Linked DNA regions of Homo sapiens: region 1 is linked to region 2. A link is an interaction called in ENCODE POLR2A ChIA-PET data of the cell type or tissue named here. Cell type or tissue: Panc1. All regions are shown on one strand. Links, peaks and the distances in the headings refer to the core of each region. The heading gives the core; the rest is flanking DNA. Region 1 holds the start of LINC01866 (long intergenic non-protein coding RNA 1866). Region 2 has its middle 240 kb from the start of LINC01866.

Region 1 (9,897 bases), core at 586-8,585, 230 kb before region 2:
CAGCATAGTGGACATTTTGGGCCAGGTGATTCTTTGTTGTATGGAGCTATCCTGTGCAATGAATGATATTTAGCAGTATCTCTGGCCTCTTTTAACTAGATGCAAGTAGTAGCTCTTGTCTTGCAGTTTTCTAGTTGTGACAGTTGAAAATGTTCCTGGGGTTGGAGATGGAGTTGGGAGGAGTTACCCGCAGTTAAGAACCACTGCTTCATTATAATGCAATTTTAAAAGCTGAGCTATTGCTCCCATTACTTCAGTCACTTTTTTTTCAATCAAATATATATTGAGCATTTAAAAGGTAAAAGACATTGTGTACATTTATATTTTCTGCACTTGGTCCTTGAAGAATATTTTACATAAGTAAATCAACTATCTGCAAGTATGAATTGAGTTTTACAAGTTTGTAATCTGCATATTAAATCTTGAATATTTTATTCAACATTATTAGGATTTTTTTCATGTTTTCATATGGTCTATGTAATTCTTATTTTAAGAATCACATGATACTCCATTAAAAAATGATTACTGCTTGGTCTATTTTTAAATATTAATAATATGGTTTGGATCTGTGTCCCTGCCCGAAATTTCATGTTAAATTGTCATCCCCAGTATTCTGGTGGGTCCTAGTGAGGGATGATTGGATCATGGGGATGGATTTCTCACGAATGGTTTAGGATCATCCCCTTGGTGCTGTACTCACAATAGTGAGTGACTTCTCACAAGATCTGGCTATTTAAACGTGTGGCACCTTGTTCTGTCTCTCTTGCTTCTGCTCTAGCCATGTGACAGGCTTGCTTCCCCTTCACCTTCTGCCATGATTGCTAGTTTCCTGAGGCCTCCCCAGAAGCCAGGAAGATGCCAGCATCAAGCTCCCTGTACAGCCTGCAGAACCATAACCCAGTCAAACTCCTTTATATATATATATATATATATATATATAAATTACCAAGTCTCAGGTATTTCTTTATAGCAGTGCAAGAATGACCTGATACAATTAATCATGGCTCCAATTTTTATTTTAAGTAATGTCTCATTGATCATGTTCATATCTCTTTGAAGATAGTTCTAGAGGTAATTAGTAGGCTAAAGTGTGAAAATATTTTATATGATTCAGATTACCACAAACTTTCTAAGAAATATAAAAGTTCTCAGGTTGGAAGGCCAAGGTAGGAGGGTCACTTGAGCCCAGAAATTCAAGACTAGCCTGGGCAACAGGGTGAGACACTGTCTCTACAAAAAAATTTTAAAATTTAGCTGGGCATGGTGGTACATACCTGTGGTTCCAGCTACTAGAAAGGCTGAGGTGGGAGGATTTCTTGAGCCCAGGAGTTCAACTATGCAGTGAGCTATCTTTGTGCCACTGCATTCTAGGCTGGGTGACAAAGTGAGACCCTGTGTCAAAAAAAAAAAAAAATGTTCTCAGGGTCCAAGATCAGCATGGTATGAAAACACTGGTTTCCTATACCTTCTGAAAGAACACTAATAACAATATGTTGAGTGCTTACTATGTACGTTGCCCTGTTTAAGGACGTTTTATGTGTTGGTTATTGATTCTCATCATAACCTAATATTATGAGTACTGTTTTGTTGCTGTTGTTGTTGTTTGGTTTGGTTTGGTTTTTTGAGACAGTCTTGCTCTGTTGCCCACGCTGAAGTACAGTGGCATGATCTTGGCTCACTGCAACCTTCACCTCCCAGGTTCAAGCGATTCTCCTGCCTCAGCCTCCCAGGTAGCTGGGATGAATACAGGTGCTCGCCACCATACCTGGCTAATTTTTGTATTTTTAGTAGACAGGGGGATTCACCACGTTGGCCAGGCTGATCTTGAACTCCTGATCTCAAGTGATCTGCCTGCCTCGGCCTCCCAAAGTGCTGGAATTGTAGGCATAAGCCACTGCTCCTGGCCAGATGATGGGTACTGATATTAGCCCCCATTTTACAGAAAAGAAAATCTAGCAATAAACAAGGTTAACTACCCTGCTCAAGGACACAAAGCTGACTAGTGGCAGAGCTAGGATTTCAACTCAGTCTAGGTTCAAAAGCTTTGGTCTTAACTATTTTGCTGTACAGAAATTCCCATGGTATACTCTTATTTTACGCATAGGAAAACTATGTAGACATGATGACAGAACCCTCAAAAGCTGATGCTTCAGTCTATAAAACGAACATGCCATGAATGAAATAAAGTTTATATAGATGCCAAAATGAAAGCAATGTCAATAGAAATTAAACTGTGATTTGAAATATTTTGTGGGACATGAAGCCCACATTCCTAACCCTAAATTCAATTTGATTATACAGAATAGAAAAAGTCTTCCTATAGTCCCTTTTGGGTTGTTCCACTGGAATATATATACACATTAAAACTAGAAAACATAACCATTTCCATAATACTTTATATCAGAAAAAAATATTAACAGTCTAAAATCTTAAAGCTAGTATCAAGCCATATATCCTATCCTTGCCCAAGTTAACCCATGCAAAATTAGAACCTGAGTTTATTCACATATTAAGTCATAGTCCTTATCATGTGCCGGGTACTGGAAATATATTAATAAATATTGTTTCATTTCTGCTCTCATTAACTTTACAATTTAATGGATATTGATATGTAAAAAATAAGCACATAATGCTGTGAAATGTATTAAAATAGAGTAAGATAATGCACAAACTTCCAAAGTAGTAGAGAAGATGGGATAATAAACTGGAAGATAGGGCTAATCAATATTACAAAGCATGTGTATTATGGTTTGCATATGTCCCTCAAAGGTCATGTGTTAGAAAAGTAATCCCCAATACAACAGTATTAAGAAGTGGAATCTTTAAAATGTGATTAGGTCATGAGAGTTCTGCCCTCATGAATGGCTTAATGCTGTTATCTTGGAAGTGCATTAGTTGTTGCAGGAGTGGGTTCCTGATTAAAGGATGAGTTTGACTCCTTCCCTCTCTTGTGTATGTATTATTTTACCCTCCTACCTTTTCCCATGGGATGATACAGCAAGAAGGCCTTTGCCAGATGCTGGCCCTCAGCCTTGGACTTCCTGGCCTCCAGAATTGTAAGTCCTGTTCTTTATAAATTTCCCAGTCTCAGGTACTCCATTATAGTACACAAAATGAACTAAGATATGCACCTGGGCAGAAGTTACCTAGGACACTAAGGAATTAAATGGAGGGCATACCCCAGAGATGGAAGACAATGTATAAACACATGGAAGAATAAGACAGAATGGTGTGTTTAGAGAATTATAAGTAGGTCACTTTTCCAACAAAATAAGTTGTAAAAAAAATTAGAATGGATAATAATACAGATTAAAACATGAACTTGTTGAGTGAATGGCACCCCCAAAACAGTCTGTGAAATTCCAAAAATCAGACAGTAATCTATTTCATTTATTTATTTGCAAATATTCAAGGATTTTCTGTGATGAAAGGCATGGGACTTCAGTGAAGAAGGCACAATGCAGAGCAAGACAAGCAACATCCTTTTCCGCATCCTTTTCCGCATTGATTTAGTTCCCAGGAGGTAGAAACAGACAAGACAAAGAACAGGTAAACAAATAAACAAAAGTAAACAAGATAATTTCATATAGTCAATATATAATGATGAAAATAAAATGATGATGTATGAGAAAAACTAAGAACTCTTTCCATTTATGCCTAGTGTTCCATTATTGGAATGCTATGCATATGGGAGTTATTTATATCTTACTGCTCAAGGTCATCGCCAAGGTCTGATTTTTCATACATGTCTGTTATTCAAAAAATTGCAACCTCTGGCATAAATGGGTAAAATTGGATTCTGTGAGGCCTTCTGAAGTGGCAGTACTTGAACTAGGAGCTGAGCGATTTGAAAGAACCAGGCACATGAAACCTCAGGAACACATAATCCCAGGTACGGAAAACAAGAAGTGCAAAGCCATAAGGTAAGTCTGAACTTGCCATGTTCTAGAACAAAAAGAAGCAGAACAGGCAAGATAGATAGTAAATAAGTTCAGGAAGGCAGTTAGAGCATTTTAGGCTGTGGTATAGAGTTCGAGTTTTTTTCCCCCAAGTGTCACTAAAAGTCACTGAAAAGTTTTACACAAAAGATTACACCATATTGAATAGATTCAATGGGGTAATAATACCAAGAACAGGGAGACCAGTCAGGAGGTTACTTCCAGTAACCTATAAGACAGATGATAGTGGCCTGGAGTAATAGAGGTAAGTGGATGAATTTAAAACAAGTTAATAAATGATGGCACCATTTTATGGGGTTGATCAATACTACTGATTTTGGGCCAGTGATTATTTGCAAGATTTTTCTACTCAATTAGTAATAGGTAGGTACTTCCGAGAAGGCCAGTTTACTCACTGCTGTACTTTTCCCTCTCTCCAACACTGAAATATTACATAATTAATGCTTTCTGAGAGAATCATCTTTTCTATAACTTGTTTATGCCTAAGGAAGAGAAACAATAACATACACAGAGGCTTTGGTTTTTACATTTCTCTATGGCATGGCTTGATTGTGTGGCACAGGGCATTGCTCACCTCAGGGTCTAGTGGAGAGCTTGGCACACTAATTAGGGGCATTTTACACTGACTCAGCCTCTTCCTGGATATCTGCAGGCTTCTGCCTTTCGAATACCTGCCGACTTTTGTTTAGAAAGGCACAGTGATTAGCCCCCAGTGTCTTTTTCAAGCAGAGCTTTACTTAATGCTCACTCACAATCTTTGTCATACAGTGCCAGACAGATCTCTCTCCTCTTGACCCAGAGGAGATAGTAAGTTAAGACACAGCAGTACTTTGAGCCCTTCTTGTGGCCTATATCTCTACCCAGGCCTCCAAGATTCTCCCTAATTGTTCAAGATTCCTAAGCAACCAAATGCCACATCATGTCTCTACAAACCTTTCTATAGTTCCCAAGTAACTCATAATTTCTCAGTGAAATCGAAGATGTTGATTATTCTATTTGTAACATCTTTTTTTGCTATAAGATAAAATATATACACACAAAAATTATAAAATGTATAACTTAATGAGGTATTATTAGATAAACACTCACTGCAACCCAGTTCAAGAAAGAGAACTTTGCTGGCCAATCCAGACACCTCTTCATCCCAATCATGGCCAATCTCTTTCCTCAAAAGTGAACACTAATTCGATCTTTATATTATACTAATCACTTCTTTGTATTTTATCACCCAAGTGGACATCTTTATACTCTACAGTTTAATCTTCCAGTTTAAAAATATATTATAGCTTTGTTATTTAATCTGTAGGTTTCCCCTCCTATAAAACTCCTAAGATTTTATTTCCTTATATCTGTTGAACAAACTGGATCACTTGGCTTATAGATTTTTCCACAGTCTAGACTTTGCTGATTGAATGCTCATGGTACAGCTCAACGTCTTCTTCTGCCCTCTGTATTTTTTGCAACCAGCAGCTGAATCCAGAAGCCTAATCAGGCTCATGTTTAATCCCTTTGGCAACACTAGAAGTTGTGTGATGTTCTTTGTCATCTTTGTCATAAGGCACATGATGTCTGGCTGTTGCCCTTTTCGTGCCAGGAGATGTTGGTGCTCAGTCCCTGGGTCCATTAATTCACTGGAGGTTGAAAAAATGGTGACATTCTAATTCTTTATTTCTTTTTTATTTTTCTGAAAGTATGTATTATAGACTACATTTATAAAGGGACAATGTCTCTCTCTCTCATGCTTTTTGTACACTTGGTGGTACAGTTCATACAGAACAGATAGGATAAGTACATGATTCTTTCTTTCAACTTTTAGAAGAAGATGGCTTTCAGCATATAGGCTTACAGAGCTCCCTCCTCTCTAATTTTCACATAGTGTTCAAAGATACCGTGGCCTTCTTTCTGAAACTTCTCTGTTTTGTTCCCTGCAATTTACTTAGAATTATTTTACCTTATCCTCTTATTTCTAATCTGCTCAATGCCAAATCTCCTCTTGGCAGTTTCTTCTCAGTGTGGACTTCTGTTTGGAAAAGGATGCATTGGCAGCTTAGTTTTAAATTTTCATGGTAGCCAATCTAGAACAGCTCCTTCAAGCATTACTGTAGATTCTCTTTCTAGAACGGACAAAATTATTCCTAGTTTCAGCTGCTATTCTAAAAGTAGTCCACAGCATTTTTAAGCAAATAAATATTAACTGTTTTTAAGTTGTAGTCTCAGGTACTTCAGACATCTCTTGCTTCTTTCTGCTTCTGCCAGCACAGATGCTAATGTTGTTCAGCTGTGTCGCTGTTGGGAGGCTGCCCTCACACACTTGTATTTGGAACTCATGGGGATACCTGTCGCTTGGTTTTGTTGTAAGTGTTGTTCATGAGTTTTGGTTTCTCTATCCAAATTTTCTGTTAGTTTTTATTCAGATAAATTTAAAAAAATATGTTGTTGCTACAGCATCTTTCCAGAACTCCCTCAAATTAATCTAAATTTTGCTTCATATTCAGGCATCATTGCTGATGTTATGAAAATATTGGATCAGTGAATACCAAATCTGTAACCCTGATACTCCCATGTCTCAAAAGGTATCATGAAATTATTTTTAAAAATTTCTTCAAATATTAATAGTTAACCAATTATAAGTAATTATATAAGCAATGAGTAGTTATAATTGGTATACATCATAGTTATCCAATTATAAGTAATAAATGCCCATTTATGCATGATGTAGAATCACTGAATATCAAAGATAAATAAAAATTAAGTAACTTATTTATTAATTCACTTGCCAATTAATTCTTTAATAAAATGTACCAGACTGTCTATTAACTACAGATACTGTGTTACAAATTACAGTAACACGTAAAGAAGGCATGAGCCCAACTTTTTGCTATGATATAATTAAGCCATTCAGCACATCTTGCTGATGTGTACTATATGTCATGTTTTGCACTAAGTGTTGTTCTAGATTTATACTGGATGTAAACAGTCTATAGACACCTTCTTCCTATTAAGATCTGTGACCCTGGCGACATCAAGAGACTTCTATGAACTCTGTCTTCAAAGTGTGCATAGTAATACTGTTTTTCTACAGGTTGTTTATAAAAATTCAATTATATAGCAGTTCACAAAGCTTCTTGTAATTTCTTAAGTGCTTTCTACTTGAAAAATTCATGAATTTGTTCATGTAATAAATATTGAGTACCCACTGCTATGGTTTGAATGTTTGTCTTCTCCAAAAGTCATGTTAAAATTTAATTGCCATTGTAATAGTATTAAGAGGTGGGACACTTAAAGGCAATTGAGCCGTGAGGCTACACTCTCATGAAGGGAATTTGTGCAGTTATCAAAGGGAAATTTGGCCCCCTTTCTTCCTCTCTTGACCTTCCTCTTTTCACCATGGGATGAAATAGCAAGAAGGACTTCACCAGATTCAGGCCCCTTGATCGTGGACTTTCCAGCATTCAGAACTGTACAAGCCCCTTGATCTTGGACTGATATGGTTTGGCTCTAAATATCATATAGAATTATGATCTTCAGTGTTGAAGGCGGGTCTTGAAGGGAGGTGATTGGATCATGGGGGCGGATTTCCCCCTTGCTGTTCTTGTGATAGTGAGTGAGTTCTCATGAAATCTGGTTGTTTAAAAGTGTTTAGCACTTCCCCTTTAGCTCTCTCTCCTGCCATTATGTGGAAACATGCTTGCTTCCCCTTCACTCTTCTGCCATAGTTGAAAATTTCTTAAGGCCTCTGATATGGTTCGGCTGTGTCCCCACCCAAATCTCATCTTGAATTGTAGTTCCCATAATCCCCACATGTCATGGGAGAGACCTGGTGGGAGGTAATTGAATCATGGGGGCTGTTTCCCTATGTTATTCTTGTGATAGTAAGTTCTCACGAGATCTTATGGTTTCATAAGGGGCTTTCCTCTTTCCTCAGTTCTCATTCTTCTCCTTCCTGCTGCCACATGACAAAGGATGTGTTTGACTCCCCTTTCATCATGATTGCAAGTTTCCTGAGGCTTCCCAAGCCATGCTGAACTGTGAGTCAATTAAACCTCTTTTCTTTATAAATGACCTAGTTTCAGGTAGTTCTTTACAGCAATGCGAGAACAGACTAATACATGGACTTCTCAGCATCCCAAATTTTATTATAAATTGCCCAGTCTCAGATATTCTGTTACATCAGGACAAACAGACTAAGACACTACTGTGTGTCAGGCCCAATTTTAGTTTTGCAGGATAGAGCCAGTGACAAAGACAAGTTTCTACCTTCTATGAAGATACCTTCCTGTGGGAGAAGGGTGATTTTAAACAAACACATGATGAAAACGTCTCAGGTTACGGATGATAAGTACAATGAGGCATTTGAAACAGGAATATGTGGCTGAGAGAAACCAAGGTACTTTTTAGACTGAATGGTCATAGACGACCATGACAAGGACTTTTTTTCCCCTGAGACCTCAATAATAAAAAGGAACCATCCAGGCAACAATGAGGCTGTTGAGTGTTGCAGCCAGAGAAACAACTGGTTAATGAGTTCTATATGACCAAAGAGCAGAAAGCAGTTGAGTGTGGCAGGAGTTGCATGAGAGAGTGAGGAACTGGTAAGAGATGATGTTGTAGAGGAAGCTGGAAACTGGACTGTGAAGGGCTTTATACTCCGGAAGTTTGGATTTTTTTAAAGATAAAGTTATAAACTATGGAACAGCTAAGCCCTTAGGAAATTATTTTAATAGTCCAGGTAAGAAATGGTAAAAGAACATAAGAGAAAAGATATCACCTAGGTAATAGTTAGTTCAGCTAAGAAATGGGAGAAGGGAATGGAGAAATGGCTGCGTCTTAGATGAGGATGATAGGAGTGAAAATGCAGAGAAGAGGTTTTATTAGCAAAATTAATGTTCTGAAGTGAGATCCAAGAGGACTTGCCAATGCATTGCTTATGAGGAATTATGTAAAGTGAGTCATCAAGAATAACTCCAAGGTTTTGGCTTAGGAAATTGGAAAGATGGTGAAACCATTTACTGGGATGTGACAAAACAGAGTGGGTGGACATATTGTTCTGGAATGGGTAGAAATAGTATTTGGTAAAGAATCAAGATTTTTCTTTCAAATATGTTAATTTTAGATACATATTTGACATTTAAATGAATACATCAAGGAAGCCTTATATATAGGAGTCTGAGTCTGTGCTTTCTGGCAGAGGCCAAAGCTGGAAATATCAGTATTAGGTCAGTGGCATATAGATATTATTTAATGCTAGGTGAACTGTGGAGGTCACCTAAGGAAAGATAATTAAAGAAGAGACTTCTGGATTGCAATTGAGAAAGAGATTTAAAGAAAAAGAAAAGGGGAAAAAACAGAGAATAGTGCTGATAAGGAGATAGGAATAGAATCAGAGGAGTAAGTATCGTGTCTCAAAAGCTAGCAAAATGATGGATTTTTTAAAAAGTAGAATGATCAATGTATGATCTTGCTGAGAGTTTGAGTAAGAGTAAGGAAACGATCATAGGATTTGGCAATGTCAAAGTCACTAACTTTGGTGACCATCGCAAGAAAGTTCCTTGGAGTGATGGGGTCCAAGTCCTATTTGGAGTAATTGTTATGATATAATTAGAGATGCCATGACTAAAGATAAAAAATAGCAAGAGAATAATTGAATGCTAAACTCTGTAATAGTTTAGAAGCAGATCTGTACAGACCAAATTTTCAAGGCAGATGATATTTGAACAGAGTCTTGAGTGGTGGATATATTTAGAAAGCCAGAGACAGAGGGAAGCATTGCAATCAGGAAAACTAGGGACAGTGCAGAGTTTGAAATTGCTATGTGTCCTCAGACCTTTCCCAGGTGTAGGGCAGCAATTATATTTTTAAGAGGAAAGGTAAACTTCGCTTGAGGGTAATATTACTTTCTAGGCAGCCACAGAGGACAGAATACATCAACAATCTGGAT
Region 2 (9,897 bases), core at 785-8,784:
TTCAATAATCCCAAAATATGGGCATTAATCATGAAAGTCTGAACTTAGCTTTCATGTAAATTTTTGGTTGTGAACATTTTCTGTCAGTAAGAATTGTTTTATCTATTATGCACTGCCAATTATAAGAGATGAGTGTCAGTCATCATCACTATCTACCATGGATCCACTGACAGCCAAAGCTATCAGACCAGTCCTTGCCTGACCTGTTTGAGTTGATGAGAGTGGCTATGAATTGAAACCCCATTACAGGGTGGTCTAAGTGCACTTGTCTCTAGTTCTCTGTAACACCACATCTGGCTTATGAGCAAAGGAAGATACCAGGTTTGTTTCCCCAACTTTTATAAAAGTTATAAAATAATATGTATAATATTTTGATATAACATCAAGAGAATAAAATCTTCAAAACTATCAGTCCCTACTAATTGCATTTTCTATAATATCTGATCATTAATGCTTCATACTTAATATGTACTCAGCAAAGAATTGTTAAATAAATGAATGAATGGATTGCAACTATGTCAAGATGGGCATGAAAATGACCAAAAGCTATCAAAGATTTTGAAAAAAGGGATACAATTATTGTGGTACAGAAGTGGGGTTCTGAGTGCTTTCATTTCCTGATTAAAAATGTCTTTCATATCATACCAATAATGTTTCAATAATAACCACAACTTAAATTGACATTTAATTCAGTTCATCAAGGATTGTCCACTGAAAATGTGCCTAGCCCCATGGGACAAACAAGAACATCTAAGCCGTGGTCATTGTCCTTGAAAACTACATTGTGTCCTGGAAGATAGAGCATAAGCGTGAAATGGAGAAGCTTCACACAGGTCAGGGATTAGCAGAATGCTCAAATGAGCAATATATAGAAGCACTGGAAACAAAAAGCTCTAGCTCATGCTCCAGGAAAATCCACAGAGCCTTAAACATTCAAAAGTGAAGCATGCATTTTGCCTACTGCAGCAATTAGAAGCTGGAGCTGAAATCGATGCAGCAGCCACTAGAGCAATCTGCAGCTCTGTGGCTGCTGTTACTTACAGCCATTGATTTTCTCTGGCTTTGGTGTTTGGTTCACCTCACCCTTACCACCTCAGATCCACTGTGGCTCCAAGGTGTAAGGCACAGGGTCATTGCTTCCTTGAAAATTACCCAAGGCTCATTATTGGGCTCTGAACCTACAAAGGCCACAGAAAAGGAAAAATCACATAAAGGCTTTCTGACAACTGCCAACTATTGCTAAAACGCCACTGCTCTTCCTGGCATATAACTCAGTCTTTCTTAGAACAATCAAACTGATTCGTACTTCCAATTGTGAAATGTAAAACTCTCCACATTTAAGGTGGCCTCAAATGACCTTCTAGATTCATCTTTTAACACACTACCCTCTCTCCCAAAGCCCCTTCTCATAAATTCATTTATATCAGCCTACTTGACATTTTCTGAATATACTCTCAACTCATCAGCCCATCGAATCTGCTCAAGCCTTTCTTACTCCCTACACATCCTTTAAGACCCTGCGTAAGAGTCCCCACATTATCCATCCAAACTAATTCCCTTTTCTCCCCTCCCCAATCTATTGTACTTTCATTACAAAATATTAACTATAATCCTAGGTACATCTCACTTAATTGACTATTAATTTCCAGAAGGTCACTCACAGTTTATCCAACACAGTATCCTGTGTTATGTAGTGCACACCCAGACAGAAATAAGTCAAGCTAATGTAGCATTGTACAAAAAGATGTTTATCTGAGCACCAGAATTGTGGCACTAATAGGTGTGGTTCACAAGGTCAAGGTGTTTACTTATAACCATACCTGGAAGGAAGTCTTTAGCTAGATTTGGAGAAGATGATAAAAAGACTGATTGAGAGTAATAGAAGCTACATTCTGAAATGTATAGGAATGAGACCCATGAAGAGCGCGTTACATGATTACTGACAATGGACTATGAAGGATAAAAATGTGGTTCTGAACTCAATCTCTAATGCTTCATCAAGAGGAAAATTGGTCTGGATTGGGACATCTGCTTTCTTGTTTCAGAGTGCTTCTATTACTGAGCACATCAGTAATTCTTAGTTTTTGAATACCAACTCTGTGACTGGCTGGAGAAAGCTGCAGGGCTGCATATGATTCTCTAGATTGTGTCCCTCATATAGTATCAGAGGATTTTTGATAAAATCCAATTAACTGATACTGCCTGGTCTCTGCAGACCAGTGAGAAGTTAAAGGGATAGAGCACAACACCAAGAACACGGTTCCCTTTCTCAGAGCAGCAGTAGCAGAAGCAGCCAGCAAAGGCAGCCTCAGGGCAGCTGAAGGAGGAGGCTGAAGAAAGAGAAAAGGATTTCTGAGCATCTGAGATGTACCATGTAGAACTCTCAGAAATCACTGTAAAACACTCTAGGGAGCTTAAAGCTTGGCGAATTTATTTTACCTTGTGATATAATTTGTGTTGTACACATATTAAAAACAAAGCTCAGAGCAGGTAATCAAATTGCCAAATATAAGATGTGGTTCGGTTACTTTAATGGAACAAGCATTAAAAAAATACTTACTATGCGTCAGGCACCATACTTGATAAATCCTGGTGATTTTAGATCTGGAACCCAATAATTCTCTCACAAATCCAGGATTCCATAACCGTGTCAAGATGACTTTAAAATTCAAATAATGAAAGGCATTGAACTTGATCCCTGAGGTTCCTTTCCTCTCTGTATTAAAAGGATATAATGCACTTTTCCTTGGGCAAGGTTGAGCGGATGCTTGAGAGGAGACTAATGAGGTCTGGGAGCCGCTCCAGGTACTTGAAAAAAAACATGGAAGTTTTTTGGTCTAAGCAAGAAAGCATACTGACTGTATGCAGTCAAGTTCAGGTCAAAACTTTATTGAGCTTCTGATCTATTTTCACATTTTGCTAGGAATTCAGATGCAAAACAAGTAATGCCCCTCATGTTCAAGGGTATTTCCCTTTCAGTCAAATGGGGGGAGACACAAGCAATAATTCCAATATGACATGAAAATATTATGATAGTGTTAAGTACAGGATGCCTTCAGAGAGCAGAAAATTACCCAGAAAATCTGGATAATCAGGACATTTTGGGGGAGACAAGCTCTCTGTTTACACTGATATTAACTAGTGGTTGGTGAGGCAAGAAGAAAGAGAAGGGCAATCCAAGCAGCTGTCACTGAACGAGCAAAGACATGGAAGAAAGAGGCAATGCAGTGTGTTTAGGAAAACACAAATACTTCTCTGGTTCTAAAGAGTATCCAGCAAAAAAGCAAGATTGACTGGCAAGGAAGCTAGAGAAGTGAGTCTGATGTTCCTCTCACCATATAGAGGAATAGAGTTGTGTGTATATATATACACACAACTATATATATAGTTAAATATATATAAACTATAAATATAAATAAATATAGTTATATATATAAAAATATATAATATATAAATATATGATATATATAATACATATTAAAAATATATAAATATATAGTTATATATAAATATATTTATAGTTACTATAAATAAATATAGTTATATATAAATATAAATATATATCAATAAATATATATAGTTATATATAAAATATATTTATAGTTAATATAAATAAATACAGATATATATATATATATATATATATATATATGACAAATTACATAGAGCCCTCTACCTGACTCAAAATTCAACCATGGTAATTGTATCCTGGAGCCTAGTAGGGGACCCACCGCCCTGTAGATGGTAACTGTTTTTACAAATGAATGAACATTATAAAATGATTTACTGGTTTCAGTGATAGGAAAAGAAATTTATCAGTACAAATACTTTTGCTATTCAGTATATTTTTTTCCACAGCAGTTAGATGATTGGATAGAAGACAGATGCCACCTTGGCTCTTTGGTAAAGTCCATTTCCTGGATTGCCACTCCCAGTCCAAATAAACCAGGCCACGACCACATTTCCTAGCTAATCTGGCATTATGCTGATCAAAGGGTATAACGCAAAACTCTATATTTTTCTAAACTATACATTCCCATCACCCTACCAGGGGGAACTCAAAGGACTGGAGCCATTGCCAGGCTCCTGAGAATGAATAAATACATACCCACAGTGACTTCACTAGAACATGATTAATTCCTTTTTGGCAAAGATGGGTCTGGCAATAGGCAAAGATCTCAAAACGACATGGAAGAAAATAGGTGATAGCAGCAAGTATCTTGGTGCCTTTGGGTTGATGGCTAAACTATGACATATGCCAAATATTTGTCTCCAGCCAGGGACCAGGCTGAGAAAGATGGATATCCTAAAGCTGAGCCATTTGAGATTTACTTTTTGATATGAAAGCTTCATATATTTTATACAATCATAATTAGTTCTCCATTTCCCAGTTTAATTGTATGACTACTGGCATTTTGAATTAGAGATGCTTTTCCCTGTTTTAACAAGCAGCTCTCTTCAGACTGGGAAACTGTAGGGGAAATTAATGTTCTTACTGTCTTTCAGCCTCTGAAGAATTTTTCCAGATTTCATGGAACCCAAAGCCTAAATAGCTTAGAGTATGCTTGAGGGGAGGACAGATGGGGCAGGCAACCACTTGTTGTTTGGACTGAAAAAGAAAAGAATAATGGGAAAAGGGGTTAGAAAGGTGGAGAAAGGTCAAGTCAGTGATGCATTTGAATGACAGATCAAGGAGTTTGGGTATTTCAAGAAAGCTCATGAGATAATCATTATAATAGTGGATTTAGGATTATTTTTATAAATGTATTCTATGGTAGTTTAGCTGAAATACGATCCCTTTTTTAGTTGGCAAAGCAATAAATGAAGGGCTCACATTATAAAAACTTACTGCCAACTTAATTTTTCTTAATGATACAAAATCCTTTTGAGTCTCAGAATTTGGAGGCCATTTTATTGCCTAGAATTTTATGCCTTTTCATTTATAAACAAATCTGGATATACAATGGAAAGTAATTGTCAAACATTAATATTTCAATGTAAGCCTGTTGTCCTTTTCTCAAATAGAAAACAAATAAATTTCACTTCTAATAATAACCATGCTGTGTTTCTAAGGAAATTAAATAGACTGAGGGGTTATACTACAGGGTACTTGCTTAGTGGTGTGTGTGTGTGTGTGTATGTGTGTGTGTGTGTGTGATGTTGTGTGTCTGTGTATAATCAGTCAGAGTCCAGTCAGGACAGTCAGGTATCAGAAACCAAATCTCTTAATTTAGCAGATAAAATGTAATATAAAATAAGTTTTTGAAAGGTTAACTAAATAACTGGTGATAATAGAGTACTACAGAACTCTGAAGCCATCTTATCCTTCCATAAATTATTTTACACATTTGATGCCACTATTAGCAGCATCAAAATTCCAATTCCTATTTAAAAGAGTTGCACTGTTATTCATGTACTGCTTGTATTTACTTTTTCACATTTAAAGTCCAGTAGAGTGGAACATTACTAAATTCATCAAAAAAATTTAATTGGATATCTTACTTTGGAATTATTTATAATTCAATTCGATTCAATTGAATGTGTTTGTAAGTGCCTTACTGTGATATAATCAAGGTATTATCTGGGGCTGCAGTTCTCATCTGGGGCCCAGGGTCCTCTTCTACGCTCACCGGTTATTGAAAGAACTAATTTCTCTGTTATATTTTCCATCTGTCTTTCTTTATCTAGAAGCTAGCAATGGCAGGCTGAGTCCTCATGCATCAGAGCTCTTCTACTTCCTCTTTTACTCCCTCTTCTGTTTTCCTATTCTGCTTTAAGGGCTCATGTGATTGCACTGAGCCCTTGTGCAAGGCCAACAAGTCACTTCTGAGAAAGGGTAAAATCAAATTAGGAAGAAAATGCCGCCTTCAGGTTAAATCTCAAGCACTATTCTATTGTGTTAGGCTACTTTCTTAGTCCACTTTATGTTGCTATAACAAAATACCACAGACTAGGTAATTTATAAAGAAAAGAAATTTATTTCTTACAGTCATGGAGACTGGGAAGCTCAAGGTTAAAGAGTCTGCATCTAGCAAAGGCCTTCCTGCTTCCTCATTCCATGGTGGAAGGTGGAAGGGCAAGAGATTATGTGTGTTTATGCATATGTGCAAGAGAGAGAGAAAGAGAATGGGAACCAAACTCATCCTTTTTGTGAAGAACCCATTCCCAAATTAACTAATCCACTCCCTTGATAAAAGCATTAATCCATTCTTGAGGGAAGAGCCCTCATGATCGAAAAACCTTTCAAAGGTCTGACCTCTCAACACTGTTGTATTGGAAATGAAGTTTACAACACATAAACCTTGGAAAACACAATTGAACCATAGCAGCTGCCCTATTCTATCCCTCTGAAAGAATTGCTCATCTAGAAAACTAGCATTTCTGGCTCCCAACACAGAGGTGTCTATGATTTACCCCCAAGAGAAGAGGGCTTGGTGTCATTATTCAAGAAGTAACCACACACTTACAGAATTATGAGTTTTCTCTCTTATGGTTGGACTCCAGCTACCACCCTTTCTATATGCACCCAAACCTATTTTATGCACCCAAACCTATTTTCTGCTCTCTGCCTCACTACATGCTACCCAAAACACATTATTTTTTTAGAAGCACCAAATTTGCATTTTAGAAATCCACTATATTTCTTTTGTATAGATTAATTTAAACTAAGTATGTGTTTTCTTAGTCATAAAGATGTGCTAAATGTCTGTTTAGATAGAGCACTGTAGTAACTAGCCCCTCAGCAAACACGTTATTTCATTCATTCCCAGACACAAAGGAATTGCAAGCTAGAAGGAAGAGTAAGTGCTGGGTGCTCAGAACAGCCATTTAGGTACCTAACCTACCATTTAGATACATGACCATGAGTAGGTTATTTAACATTTTCATGCCTTGGCATTTTTATTTTCAAAATTTACACTTAAAAATTTCTATCACACCAGGACTGTGATAGGCAGAATTTTGGCCCCAGTGATCTCTGTGCCCTGGCATTCCTCCCAGGAATGGTTATGGTACGTTACATGACAAGTGGGATTTTGCAGATGTAATTAAGTTTACTAATCAGTTGACCTTAGAATAGGAGGATTTCCCTGGATTATTCAAGTTGGCTCAGTGCAATCACATGAGCCCTTAAAGCAGAATAGGAAAACAGAAGAGGAGTAAAAGAGGAAGTAGAAGAGCTCTGATGCATGAGGACTCAGCCTGCCATTGCTAGCTTCTAGATGAAGAAAGACAGATGGAAAATATAACAGATAAATTAGTTCTTTCAATAACCAGTGAGCGTAGAAGAGGACCCTGGGCCCCAGATGAGAACTGCAGCCCCAGATAATACCTTGATTATATCACAGTAAGGCACTTACTAGAGAATCCAAACACATTGTGCCAGACTTCTGGCCTACAGAACCATGACATAAATAATAGCTGTTGTCTTTTTTTTTTTTTTTTTTTACTTTAAGTTCTAGGGTACATGTGCGCAACATGCAGGTTTGACACATAGGTACACATGTGCCATGTTGGTTTGCTGCACCTATCAACTCGTCATTTACATTAGGTATTTCTCCTAATGCTATCCCTCCCCCTGCCCCCCACCCCCCGACAGGCCCCAGTGTGTGATGTTCCCCACCCTGTGTCCAAGTGAGCTCATTGTTCAATTCCCACTTATGAGTGAGAACATGCGGTGTTTGGTTTTCTGTCCTTCTGATAGTTTGCTGAGAATGATGGCTTCCAGTTTCATCCATGTCCCTGCAAGGGACATGAACTCATCCTTTTTATGACTGCATAGTATTCCATGGTATATATGTGCCACATTTTCTTAATCCAGTCTATCATTGTTGGACATTTGGGTTGGTTCCAAGTCTTTGCTATTGTAAATAGTGCCACAATAAACATACATGTGCATGTGTGTTTATAGTAGCATGATTTATAATCCTTTGGGTATACACCCCGTAATGGGATTGCTGGGTGAAATGGTATTTCTAGTTCTAGATCCTTGAGGAATCGCCACACTGTCTTCCATAATGGTTGATCTAATTTACACTCCTACCAACAGTATAAAAGTGTTCCTATTTCTCCACATCCTCTCCAGCATCTGTCGTTTCCTGACTTTTTAGTGATTGCCATTCTAACTGGTGTGAGACGCTATCTCATTGTGGTTTTGATTTGCATTTCTCTGATGGCCAGTGATGATGAGCATTTTTTCATGTGTCTGTTGGCTGCACAGATGTCTTCTTTTGAGAAGTGTCTGTTCATATCCTTTGCCCACTTTTTGATGGGATTGTTTGTTTTTTTCTTGTAAATTTGTTTGAGTTCTTTGTAGATTCTGGATATTAGCCCTTTGTCAGATGGGTAGCTTGCAAAAATTTTCTCCCATTCGGTGGGTTGCTTCTTCACTCATGATAGTTTCTTTTGCTGTGCAGAAGCTCTTTAGTTTAATTAGATTCCATTTGTCTATTTTGGCTTTTGTTGCCATTGCTTTTGGTGTTTTAGTCATGAAATCCTTGCCCATGCCTATGTCCTGAATGGTATTGCCTAGGTTTTCTTCTAGGGTTTTTATGGTTTTAGGTCTAACATTTAAGTCCTTAATCCATCTTGAATTAATTTTTGTATAAGGTGTAAGGAAGGGATCCAGTTTCAGCTTTCCACATATGGCTAGCACTATATGTGTCCAGTTTTCCCAGCACCAATAATGGCTGTTTACTTAAGCCACTAAATTCATGGTCATCTATTTAATTTGCTACCCAGCATTAGAAAACAAATACAGGGCCAATATGTAAATTAAGCAGTACATACAAGGATTCACTATGAACAATAACAATCTTTCCAAACATGTTTTGTTTTTGCTGTTATCATTGTTTCCTTTAATACCAATTCCCTGTATCCCCTGGTTTTCAGTCTTCTTTTTTTTTGTTTTGTTTTGTTTTTTTTTGCTTTTGACACAGGAAGCATATTTAAGAAAGTTCCCTTTTGGTGATCCTCTTTATCTGAGAAAAGTTTGTTAGCCATCCTCTCAGAGAAGGTAGACAAAAAACTATCAAGTCTCCTGCAAGGCTCACTGTCCCTAGATCTATGTTCCTTGTCTGAAAGAAAGGCATGTATCTGAGATTTGTTCTGAAGGACTTTTATAGGCAGCCATTCCCTTTAGGATTTAGCGTTCTCTCATTTCTAATTCTCTGTAGATATGATCCATTCATCTGGCTGTAATTCCAGGTTGGCTCTGGGATTGCCTATGCCTCTGGTGCCTCATTTTGGAGCCTGTGGAATAGGAACATCAGGTTGCTTCATCATTATTTCTTCCCTTTGGCTCTCTGCATGCTCCTCCTTATTTGTGACTATATTACTCTGGAGACCTCATTCCAGACTCTTCACACAGTCAACTAGAAGAAACTAGAAGATAAATTAAAATCCTTGGTCTAATTTTGAGCTGAAAAACAGACTGGTCCTTCATCATGTATTTTTTTTCTGCACACCTCTCTCACTAGAAAAATACATCACATCTAAAAGGATGGATTTTAATCAAGAGAAAAAAACAAGAACTGTTCTTTCTCCCCCACCCTCCATACTTCTATTTTTTAAGAAATCATATTCTATTTTTATATCATCTGTATCTCAAACTGTCTTCAAAAATAAAAAGCCTTCTTTATTAAAAATACTTTACATCTACCTCTATTACATTTAAGTAATTAGTTAAATATCATAATAAAAGGAGATTTTTGTCTTTGGTGACTTGGCACACATACTTCAAAACTGAAAACTTCCCCTGACTACCATTAAGAGTGTTCTTAGTTACAAAGTAGTTTTGGGTTGTAAACACTGACAAAATGTATTTGTCTACATTCTGGCTCAACTAAATATGCAGAACATGTAGTATTTGGGAATTCATGCTATTGAAAATAGTCAACC

What was found. Peaks named below come from ENCODE experiments on the same cell type or tissue, not always from the same donor. Only the 100,000 strongest peaks of a DNase experiment are listed, where the experiment ranks them.
Region 1: POLR2A ChIA-PET joins it to region 2 with 10 read pairs; 2 of 35 experiments call an interaction of 5 or more read pairs at or near these places.

What each region holds. Positions count from the first base shown.
Region 1 is chr2:16,963,546-16,973,442 of GRCh38, forward strand. LINC01866 (long intergenic non-protein coding RNA 1866) reads left to right here and starts at 3,129. Exons shown (of 5, transcript XR_001739184.2): 1 at 3,129-3,549; 2 at 6,221-6,313; 3 at 6,455-6,532; 4 at 7,885-7,987. In Panc1, for the core only: no CTCF peak of the experiment used is centred there; no DNase peak of the experiment used is centred there.
Region 2 is chr2:17,197,159-17,207,055 of GRCh38, forward strand. No RefSeq gene overlaps it. Among named protein-coding and RNA genes, the nearest start is that of LINC01866, 240 kb to the left of the region's middle. In Panc1, for the core only: no CTCF peak of the experiment used is centred there; no DNase peak of the experiment used is centred there.